Regions from separate parts of the Homo sapiens genome. Here region 2 is linked to region 1. The links are chromatin loops, found by intact Hi-C in ENCODE. Cell type or tissue: Calu3. All regions are shown on one strand. Each heading gives the region's core, and the rest is flanking DNA. Links, peaks and the distances in the headings are about the cores only. Region 1 holds the start of SNORD114-26 (small nucleolar RNA, C/D box 114-26). Region 2 has its middle 31 kb from the start of LINC02285.

Region 1 (5,378 bases), core at 331-5,330:
ATTAATTCACCATTAATAACTTTTAAACACTATCACTCACAAAACCCCAAGAGGAGCCTTGATATCTCTAATTTGTATATACACTCATCCTCACAATACCATATCCCCTCATTATTACCTTTCTTAATAATACAGGACATGCTTTTCATATAAGCATCCCTCAGTGTAACATTCCACATCCATTCCATATTTATCCCTGGGCTACTCATGGCCTTATTGGATTATATTTCATATTTTTTGTTAATGCACTATAAACCTTTAAACAAAACACCCAAGATGAGACAAGAACTTTGACTATTACTCACATTGGTCTCCAGCTTCTAGCACAGAGATGGACCATACAGCTCTTAACTATTAAAACCAGCTTCTGTGCTTCCATTCTGAGTACAGAGCAGAAGAGATGACAACAAAAATGAGACCTTCTCTCCATTGATCCTTGCTTTTCAAATATACCTCAAATTAATAAATGTATAAACATTTATACTCATTTATATGTTCATTAATTTGAGGTATATTTCATTTTTTTATGAATAACTGGCCAGATGTGGTGGCTCATGCCTGTAATCCCAGCATGTTGGGAGGCAGAGGCAGGTGGATCACTTGAGGTCAAGAGTTCAAGACCAGTCTGGGAAACATGGAGAAACCCCATCTCTACTGAAAATACAAAAACTAGCCAGGCATGATGGCACGCGTCTGCAATCCCAGCTATTAGGGAGGCTGAGGCACAAGAACTGCTTGAACCCATGAGGCAGAGGTTGCGGTGAGCTGAGATCGTGGCATTGTACTCCACCCTAAGTGATAGAGCAAGACTCCATCTCAAAAAGAAAGAAGGAAGGAAGGAAGGAAGGAAGGAAGGAAGGAAGGAAGGAAGGAAGGAAGGAAGGAAGGAAGGAAGGAAGGAAAAGAGAGAGAGAGAAAGAGAGAGAAAGAAAGAAAGAAAGAAAGAAAGAAAGAAAGAAAGAAAGAAAGAAAGAAAAGAAAGAAAGGAAGGAAGAAAGGAAGGAAGAAAGGAAAGAAAGAAAGGAAGGAAGAAAGGAAGGGAAAATAAAGAACTTTGGAATTGTCCCTGACCCAGAACTTGAATACGGTCAAAATTTATACTGTCTATCTCATTCAAAGAGGTAACAGGTATGCAAGATTTCTCTTTAGTTGTTACCAATTTCAGTATGTATTAATAGTGTTTTTTGTCTTTCCACATATTTTTATAGTTGGACAATCCTTAATCTTATCCTTTTTATTTTTTTCTTTTTGACACAGAATCTTGCTCTGTTGCCAAGCTGCAGTGACGTGATCTCGGATCACTGCAGCCTCCCAGGTTCAAGCAATTTTTGAAACCCGGGTTCAAGCAATCCATGTGCCTCAGCCACCCAAGTCCTCGGATTAGAGGCACATGCCGCCATGCCTGGCTAATTTTTGTATTTTTAGTAGAGATAGGGTTTCGCCACGTTGGCCAGGTAGGTCTCGATCTCCTGTCATCAAGTGATCTACCCGTGTTGGCCTCCCAAAGTGCTGAGATTACAGGTGTGAGCCACCATGCCCGGCCCTTATTCATCTTTATTTGTATATTTATTAACTGATTCTCTGATTGAGCCAATCATAAATGTAAAATAAAAATTCATAAACATGAAAACCAAACACATATACATTCTATTTTTTGCCATCTGTCTGTAGGATCATTTGAAACAGGAAATAGACTAGATATCTTTTGAGACAGACCTCAGAGTTCCAGACATGTATTCACTGTATATGACTCATGCTACCAGTAGTCATCATCGATCCAGGATTGGCCCTTCTTTTCTCTGTTATTTTCTACATTGTCTGTTGATTAATTCATTAATTTACTAATAATAACTTTAAACCTTATGACTCACAAAACCCAAAAAGATATCCCAAATAATTCCTATATTAATGTTTCATGAGTTATCCTGTTTTTCATATGTGAATTATCAATATAATACTTCTTTTGACTCCAATATCCCTCACTAGATAAAATTCACCATCTTTGATTATATTACATGTTTATTCACAGTACATTGAGTCCTCTTAAATAAACCACCCAAAGAAATGCAAGAAATCTGACTGTCACTCACATTGGTACACATGCTCCTTCCTAAGCATGGTGCAAACAGAACATGTGACCATGAAGAAGTCCTCAAATCAGAACAAGTACGTCCATTCTAAGTACAGAGCAAAGAAGATAATAACAAAAGAGAGGCATTTTAACTATCAATCCTTGCTTTTCACCTATCATTAGTTAGTCATCTAAGCTATCATTATTTGGAGTAAACTTATTTCATTTCCTCTTTAAAAAATGAACAATTTCAAGCTTACAATTAACCAAGAATTTGAACATTGTCTATAATTATCCTGTCTATATCACCATAGCCAAAGAGGTGACAGACATGTACATGTACTTCTCTTCAGACTTCACTATTTTCAATACATATTAATAGTGTTTCTTACCTCACCAAATATTTTTTACAACTGGACAATGATTAACCTTACTCATCTTTATTTATACATTTGTTTATTGGTTTTTATATTGGCCAATTACAAAAATAGAATTAAAACATGTAAATACAAAGACTAAAACCAAACTCATCTAATATTCCTGATGCCTGTCTAAAGGATTATATCAAACACAGAAAATGAGCTAGATTTCTTCTGTGATGGACCTCAGAGTTCTAGACACGTATTCATCGCATATGACTCATACGCCACCAGCAGTCATCATCGATCCAGGATTGTTCATCTCTTTCTCTATTCATTTCTACCCTGTCTATGGATTGATTTGTTAATTCACTAATAGCAATTTTAAGACTTTATAGTTCAAAAAAATCCTGAGAATAACTTTAATATTCCTAATTTGTATACTGAATTATTCCAACATTGATACACCTCTTAATTAACTATCTTCAGGTTTTTATATATGCATTATCAATACAACGCTTCGTATCGTTTCCATATCTTTCACTGGGATGCAGGCGGACATCTTTGATAATGTCACACACTTTTTATAATACAATGAGTCCTCTTAAAATGGCACCAGAAGGAAGTAAAAAATGTTAACTATTACTCACATTAGTCATCCGGAGCCTAATCATGACGCAGATGCCTCAGGTGACCATGGAAGAACTTTTCAAGGTGCACAATTCATCCATTCTGCAGAGCACAAAGCACAGAGGAGTTCAGAGCATACAAGGGGACTTTCTCGCTCATGATTCACCTTCATCTAATGAGTCATTTAGGCAATCATTATTTGAAGTGTATTTCATTTTCTCTTAAGAAAATTACCAATTTCAAACTTGCCACTGACCCATACCTTAAACATTATCTATAGTTTATACTGTCTACACTATCACTCGCAAGAGGCCAAAGGCATGCATCATTCATTTTTCCTTGGCTATCACTGTTTCAGTACATATTAATAGTGCTTGCTGCCTCATCAAATATTTTTATAATTGGACAATGCTTAACCTGATTCATCTTTATTTATTCAAATATTTGCTTATTGATTCTCACTGATCCAATTATAAAATAAAATATAAATGCATAACACACAAAGACCTAAAACAAACTGAGTCTGTATTCCTGACATCTACCTATAGAATCATGTGAAACAGAGGAAATTGACTTTCTGATGGGCCTCAGAGTTCCAGACATGTATTCATTGTATGACTCACACGACACCAGTAGTCAACACTGAACCAGGATTCTTCCTATTTTTCTCTATGCATTTTTACTTTGTCTAATAATTAACTCAATTCACTGATAATAAGTTTAAAATCTTTGGTTTTTAAAAATCCAAGAGCTTTGATATTCCTAATCCCTACATAGAATCATTATAATGTTGATATATATTTTCATTCATTGTTCTCCATTTTTCATATATGTGTTTTCAATATAGTACTTCCTATCACTCCTCTAACTGGGAAAGAGTTGGCCGTCTTTGATTACATTCCTATAATATATTGGAATATATTATATATAGATTATATTCCTATAATATATATTTTATATATAAGATATTCCAGTAATATATTCCTATAATGTATTACCTCTTTTATAATGTATTATATCTTCCTATAATGTATTTTATACTACATTATATTATAGAAATATATATAATATATTCCTACAATATATTACATTTTTATAATGTATTATACGTTTTTATAATACACTGAATCCTCTTAAACAAACCACTCAAACCAAGACAAGAGCTTTGACCATTACTTACTTTGGTCTGTACGCTCCTTCCTAAGCATGGTGCAAACAGAGCACGTGACCTTGGAGGCATCTTTAAATCATCACAAGTACGTCCATTCTGATGAGTGCAGAGCAGAGAAAATAATAACAAAAATGTGATTTTTCTCATTGTTGATCTTTCCTTTTTACCTATCTGTAGTTAAACATTTAGGCAATCGTTATTTGAAGTATGAACAACTTTGAACTTGCCACTAACCAAGAACACGAAAATAGCATATAATTTATACTATCTCTTCATTATTGGCCAAAAAGGTTAGGTATGTTAGATTTATTTTTGGCTTTCATCAATTTAAATACGTATTAAATACACCTCATCACACATTTTTATAATTGGACAATGCATAACTTATTTATTTATTCATATATGTTTTATTCTTTCATTGAACCAATTATAAAATAAAAACTCATAAACAAAAAAAATTCATTCTCTATTCTTGTCATCTATCTACAGAGTTAGTTGAAACAGAGGAAACTGACTTCTGCGATGGACCTCAGAGTTCCAGACACGTATTCATCGTATGTGACTCATACTCCACCAGTGCTCATCATCGATCCAGGGTTGACCCTCTTTTTCTGCATTCATTTCTATGTTGTCTTTAAATTTATTCATTAATTCACTGGGAATAATTTTACACTCTGTGATTCACAAAACACTAAGAACAGACTTGATATTCCCTATCTTTATACAGAATCATTCTAACACAGATATATCTGTTTCATTAATTCTTCTCCGTTTTTCATATATGCATTATCAATAAATACTTCAGATCCCTCTCATAAATATCACTGGGACATAGTTGACCATAGTTGACTATATAATACACTGTTTCATGATACATTGAGTCCTGTTTAGCAAACCACACAAACCGACACAGGAATTTTGACTATTACTAACATTGGTCTGCATGCACCTTCCCAAGCATGGTGTACAAATGGGGCGCGTGATCATGGAGGAATCCTTAACACAGCACAAGTTGTTCATTCTGAGGAATACAGACCAGAGAAGATAATGACAAAATTGAGACATTTTCAATATTGATATTTGCTTTTCAACTATCAGTTAGTCATTCATGCAATCATTATTTGAAGTATATTTAATTCATTTTCTG
Region 2 (5,378 bases), core at 329-5,328, 160 kb before region 1:
TAATCCCATATGACTGGGGAACCTTACAGGAAGAGAAAGAGACACCAGGGATATGTGCACACAGGGACATGCCCTGTGAGGACGCAGCAAAAGGCAGCCATCCACAAGCCAAGCCAAGGAGGGAGCCCTGTGGAGAAACCTCTTACTTGGTGAAGGCTGTCAGACACACACAAAATGATTCTATTCTTGTGAAGGTCTAGGGCAGGCAAAGCCAACCCATGGGGATGTGAGTCAGAGCAGCGTCAGCCTCTAGAGGGGAGGGGTCCATTGACTGGAGATAGGGTGGGCTTTCTAGGGTGATGGACATGTTCTATGTCCTGATTTGTGGGTTAATGATGTGGGTGGTTGCATTTTCAAAACTCATCAAGCTGTTTATTTGAGATATATTTTATTGTATATTGATTCTACTTCAATTGTAAAAATTGCAAAAAAAAAAAAGAAGAAGAAGGAAGAGGACTGGGGCTTCCATATTAAAATAATAAATTAAATTAATTCAAATAAAGAGTCTGAATCTTACTGACTTGAGACACCAGGGTGTCAGGGGCAGTAGGCAGGGACCCAGAGGGGTGACCCCCTCCCCAGCATGGGTCCCACAGGCCCTGGAAAGGGAGTTGGCTCATCTGCAAGGCTGAGTTCCCACCTCACATTCCCTGGAACAGGAGGAAAGACCCCAGATGCAAAAGTTATCTGAGCTCTTCCTCTGCTGTGATAGGGTGCGGGGGAGGCTGCACACCTCATATCCGGGTCAGCCAAGCATCTTCTCCCACAGAGCAAAGCAAGGATCTCCCATTATGTTCAGCACTAGGCTTGTCCCAAGGCAATGTCTCTAGGATTCCCCAGCAAAGAGGAAGGAGAAGGGAAGACTCTCCTGAAAGGACCTCGTGGCCAGATGCACACAGCAGCAGGAAGTGCCTACGGGGCACTGAAGAACCAGACCCCACCAAGGTCAATGTGAGCTCTGGGTCTGGGGTAAGAAGGACAATGGGGCAGGAAAGTGGGCCTGGAGGGAGGCCTGGGGGAGGGGCTCGGGGGCAGCTCTAGACCTGGTGAGAGGGTTGGGAGCCCAGGAGCCCTGAGTGTCTGACGGCTGCTGACCAATGGACTTGGAGATTTTTCTGGAAGTGCCTGAGCGAGGACGGCCAGGGTGTGGGCTGGAACTGGGAGGGGGCTTAGGGTCTGTGCCCAGGCCAGCGTCACAGAGCTCAGGGAGAGGTTGTCTCCCTGAGAAGGGGACAGCTCGGCCAAGTGGTCTCGGAGGGCAGAGCTAGGGCCAGGGTTGGGGGCCGATGTAAGAGGGTTGACCTGGCTTTGCCCCCAGTTCAACCACTGTCCCTTTCTGGGCCTCAGTTTCTCCATCTTTGAAATGAGGAGGATTAAACTGATGCTATGCAAAATCTCCACCAGCTTAAAAGAAAAAGCTTTGTGACTGTCCTGTGTGAAGTACAGAGAGGCAAATTTGGCTTCATCTAAGGAAGAACATTCCAATATTCATAAGCGGCCCTGAGATGGCTGTGGGGTGAGCCACGCTCCCCTACATTGCTCACGAGGTTGTCCAGGGGCGGAGGTGCGGTCCTGGGCCAGGTCTCTGAGGCCCTCACATACCCCCGGTTCTCCTGGTGCACCCATGAGAAGCATCCCAGGCTGGCCACTGCCTCTCTAGGAATCAAGCCCCGGGAAATCAGACTTTCACTTCCACGGAGATGTCTGCAAATGGCACCTGTGAGTTCCATCACCCGGCCTAAAGACTCCTCCTTTTCCCATTGAGGACATCCAAGCCATTTTGAAACCCAGTTCCAGAGACCACACCTTGATGACAGCACGTTCATAACTAAACCCCGTTTCTCCCTGCCTTGGGGTCCATCCCAAGACCCGCTCCTCTCTCCCTCCAGCAGTGAGACCATGGAGGGGGAGCCTTGAGAAAACCAGGGTCACTTCAGCTCGGAAGGACTTGGCCCTGCGCGCCGCCACTGGCACCGACCTACGAAAATAGCTGCACTGGCCGAGTTTTGCTTTGCTGACGAGCTTTGCTGAGCGGCGAGAACTCGCCAAAGCAGATTTCCAGTTTCCAACTGGCTTTCAGGAAAAAAAGAAAAAAAAGGCGGGGCGGGGGAGATGATTTTCTTTTGGGCTGGCAAAGACACCAGCCGTGTTCATGCCGGCTGGTGGCAACCTATTCAGGGGCCACAACTTCCGCGGTCATTTATTTGCCGCTTCTTTGAAAGCCCACCTCCCTGGCAGTCTCGGCGAAGCCTTGAATCTCACGGCTCCGCTCCCTCTGGAAGGCGTGGAGAGGCCCAAGCCGGGAGGGCTGTCCGGGCACAGGCTCTTGCTCCATCCCCACTGCCCCTGGTGATGGACGCCATGGGAAATGGTGAGCAAGGCAGGGAGGTGGAGGGAGGTGGGGAGGAGGAGGGGGAGCTACGGGAGGGAGTGGGCACTGGGAGGGAGGCTGAGACCCCCGAGTGGGAGCGCGACCCCGGCTTCTTGTCCCTCAGCCCGGAGTCCAGGGAAGCAAGCCCTGGAGTGTTCAGGCAAGAGCCCACGCCCTGGCCTCACCCGGCGAGGTGGGTGGCGCTGCCATGACTCACTCTGCCCCACCCCGGCCCAATCTGGCCTCCCCTCCATCAGAATCCCTTGCCAAAGACTCAAAGGAAGCAGCGTGGTCAGTCCCGAGTCCTCCCCACGCCCGGCCTCAGGTGATACACAGTGGGTGTCAGGTTGCTGTTAGGCTGAAATCCTTCCCTGCCCCTGCCTTCCTACTGCCTGCTCTTCCCCTTTCCTTATGTGAAGAAAGGTGAGCATTTGCAGCCCAGGCTGTCAGGAATCCCAGGCCTGCCGCGGCCTCCCTGAGCTCCTGGGGCAATTCCATGTCTACAGTTCTTCAGTTCCACAGTGGTGTCAAAGCCCATGGTTCATGGGGACACAGTCCTTTCCACTGGCAGAGACCAACTGGGACTGCCAGGTGGAGGTGCTGCAGTCAGCCATGGGGGCAGGAAAGGGAAGGTAAGCAGAGAATGGGGGTGAATGGCAAGGGAGGAGGAGAATTAAAGTCAATCTCCCTCAGTCGCTGGTATAACTCCTTACAATGGAGACAGAGAGGGAGAGGCACAGAGAGAAAGAAGGGACAGAGGGAGGATAACTCCCTACAACAGAGACAGAGAGGGAGAGGCACAGAGAGAGAAGGAAGGGAGGGAGAGAGGAGGGAAGGAAGGGAAGGGGAGGGGAGGGGAGAAGAGGGGAGGGGGAAGGAAGGGAGGGAGGGAGGGAGGGAAGGAAGGAAGGAAGAAAGGAGAGGAAGGAGAGGAAGGAAAGGAGGGGAGGGAGGGACAGCAGGCCGTATCTTTGGTGCAGGGATTATTTCCATTTTATAATCTTGAGGCTCAGCCATGCAACCAGAAACTCTCCAATGATTCCAGACTTATTGTGACCCAATTTAACTCTAGGTCAGATGCTGGGCAGGAGACCCTGGACTTGGAGTGTCACAGACAGAAGGCAACTTGGAGGGCAACCGGGTCAGCCCACCCACTCCCCTCAGGGAGACTGAGGCCCCAGACAGAGGGGAAGTGACTTGTCCAAGACCACACCAGTGCTGAGCTTTCTTTCTGCATAGACCCTGCTCCCTCTGGAGTTTGTGCCTCAGTGTGCAGTTCTGTGACCTGACTGGATTGGTCCAGATGACTCAAAGTTCCTCCAAGCTGAGACATCTGCTTTTGTTCATGGCTTATTCCTGAGAACCCCTGGAAAAGGCAGCTGCAGCTGGAGCTGGCCCCCGCCCCTCCCAGGCACTCCAAGGCCAAGGGTCCTTTCCCTCCTGACGCAGGAGTCACCCGTGGGGACAGAGGGGGGGATCAGCCCACCTGCAGCCCACACCTGCAGCGGAGGGCAGGAGAAGGCAGTGGTTCCCCTGGGAACGGCTCACCTGCAGGGGCCTGGGAGGGTCTTGTGAGCTCCTTGGATCCAGGTGGGAGCAGCCTCCATGCAGAGCTCAGACAATATCTTCCCTGGGGAAGTTTAGACAACCAGGCTGGTGAGCAAACTTCCTAGATTTGATTAAAAGAAGCCTGACGCTTTCAGGTTCTGCTGCTGACAGCCGAGAGCAGACTTGCCTCCTGCTCAGCAAGGTGGGGGCCACTGAGGCATCTTTTCTTTTAAAAAAGAAAAAACAAGAATACCATGGTGATAGTGAGGATGTGGAGCAATTGAGATACCCTTTTTCTTTTTTGCTGCTTGGAATGCAAAATGTTACAACTGCTTTGAAAACAGGTTTGCAATTGCAGTTTCTTATTGCTTTAAACACACACTTACCCCGCAACCCAGCAAATCCTCTTTCAAGATATTTACCCAGAGGAAGTGAAAAGAAGTTATGTTCACACAAACACTTATGTGTATAAGTTTGCGGTGGTTTTATTCATAATCACCAAAAATTAGAAATAACACAAATTTTATTTAACCGATGAAATGCATAAACAGACTGAAGTATATCCATAAAATGGACTTGTACTGGAAAATATAAACAAACTACGGATATGTGGAACGTGGTGAAACTCAAAAGTGTTATGCTAAAAATGACATAACTAGGAAATTCCGTAAACCCCCTCTCCCCCAAAAGCAACAGAAATACTTGCAAAACAATAAAATTCGACCATTTTTGAATTCTGGAAATTAACTACACGCGAGAACAAACTGAAAAACACCAATTACCAATTACTGAACCTTGGTAATACCAGTGGGTCTGTGGTGTATTTAACTTGGGGCTATTCTCATACTCTCTCACCCTCCAGCTCAGAGGTGCAGTGGTGGTGAAAAGCCAACATTCTCGCAGCCAAAAGAGGATTGACTGCTTTAAAGCTCTGTAGCTGGAAGAGAGGATATTGCGTGTTCTCAACACAGAGAAATGATAAATGTTTGAGATGATGGATATCCTAATTACCATGATCTGATCATTAACATGGCATATATTGAAACATCATTATCCATTTTATATATATATATATACACAATCACTATGTGTCAATTAAAAGTAATTTTTATTTTGTCAGGCACAGTGGTTCATGCCTGCAATCCCAGCACTTCAGGAGACTGAGGCAGGAAGATCGCTTGAGCCCAGGAGTTTGGAACCAGCCCTGGCAACATAGCAAGATCCTGTCTCTACAAAAAAATTTTTAAGAATTAGCTAGGCATGGTGATATGCACCTGTGATCCCACAGGTGATATGCACCTGTGAGGTGGGATGATCACTTGAGCCCAGGAGTTCGAGGCTGCAGTGAGCCATGATCGGACCACTGCACTCCAGCCTGGGCAACAGAGTGAGACCCTGCCTCAAAAAAAAAATTTTTTTAAAGGGCCTATACTCAGAGAAAGTCAGTAGTTTAGCCCAA

What was found. Peaks named below come from ENCODE experiments on the same cell type or tissue, not always from the same donor. Only the 100,000 strongest peaks of a DNase experiment are listed, where the experiment ranks them.
Region 2: it touches region 1 in a loop (2.4-fold over the local background); 1 of 110 quality-filtered maps calls a loop at or near these places.

What each region holds. Positions count from the first base shown.
Region 1 is chr14:100,986,493-100,991,870 of GRCh38, reverse strand. It overlaps MEG8 (maternally expressed 8, small nucleolar RNA host gene), which reads right to left. Exons shown (of 51, transcript NR_146000.1): 42 at 5,165-5,252; 43 at 4,241-4,327; 44 at 3,081-3,162; 45 at 2,091-2,177; 46 at 306-380. It overlaps SNORD114-26 (small nucleolar RNA, C/D box 114-26), which reads right to left and starts at 4,825; the gene lies at 4,755-4,825. SNORD114-27 (small nucleolar RNA, C/D box 114-27) reads right to left here and starts at 3,710; the gene lies at 3,642-3,710. It overlaps SNORD114-28 (small nucleolar RNA, C/D box 114-28), which reads right to left and starts at 2,741; the gene lies at 2,671-2,741. It also overlaps SNORD114-29. RefSeq lists enhancers at 3,374-3,543, 2,565-3,764. In Calu3, for the core only: no CTCF peak of the experiment used is centred there; DNase peaks (open chromatin) are centred at 3,130 and 3,660.
Region 2 is chr14:101,148,725-101,154,102 of GRCh38, reverse strand. No RefSeq gene overlaps it. Among named protein-coding and RNA genes, the nearest start is that of LINC02285, 31 kb to the right of the region's middle. RefSeq lists enhancers at 2,029-2,579, 2,580-3,130. In Calu3, for the core only: no CTCF peak of the experiment used is centred there; a DNase peak (open chromatin) is centred at 2,612.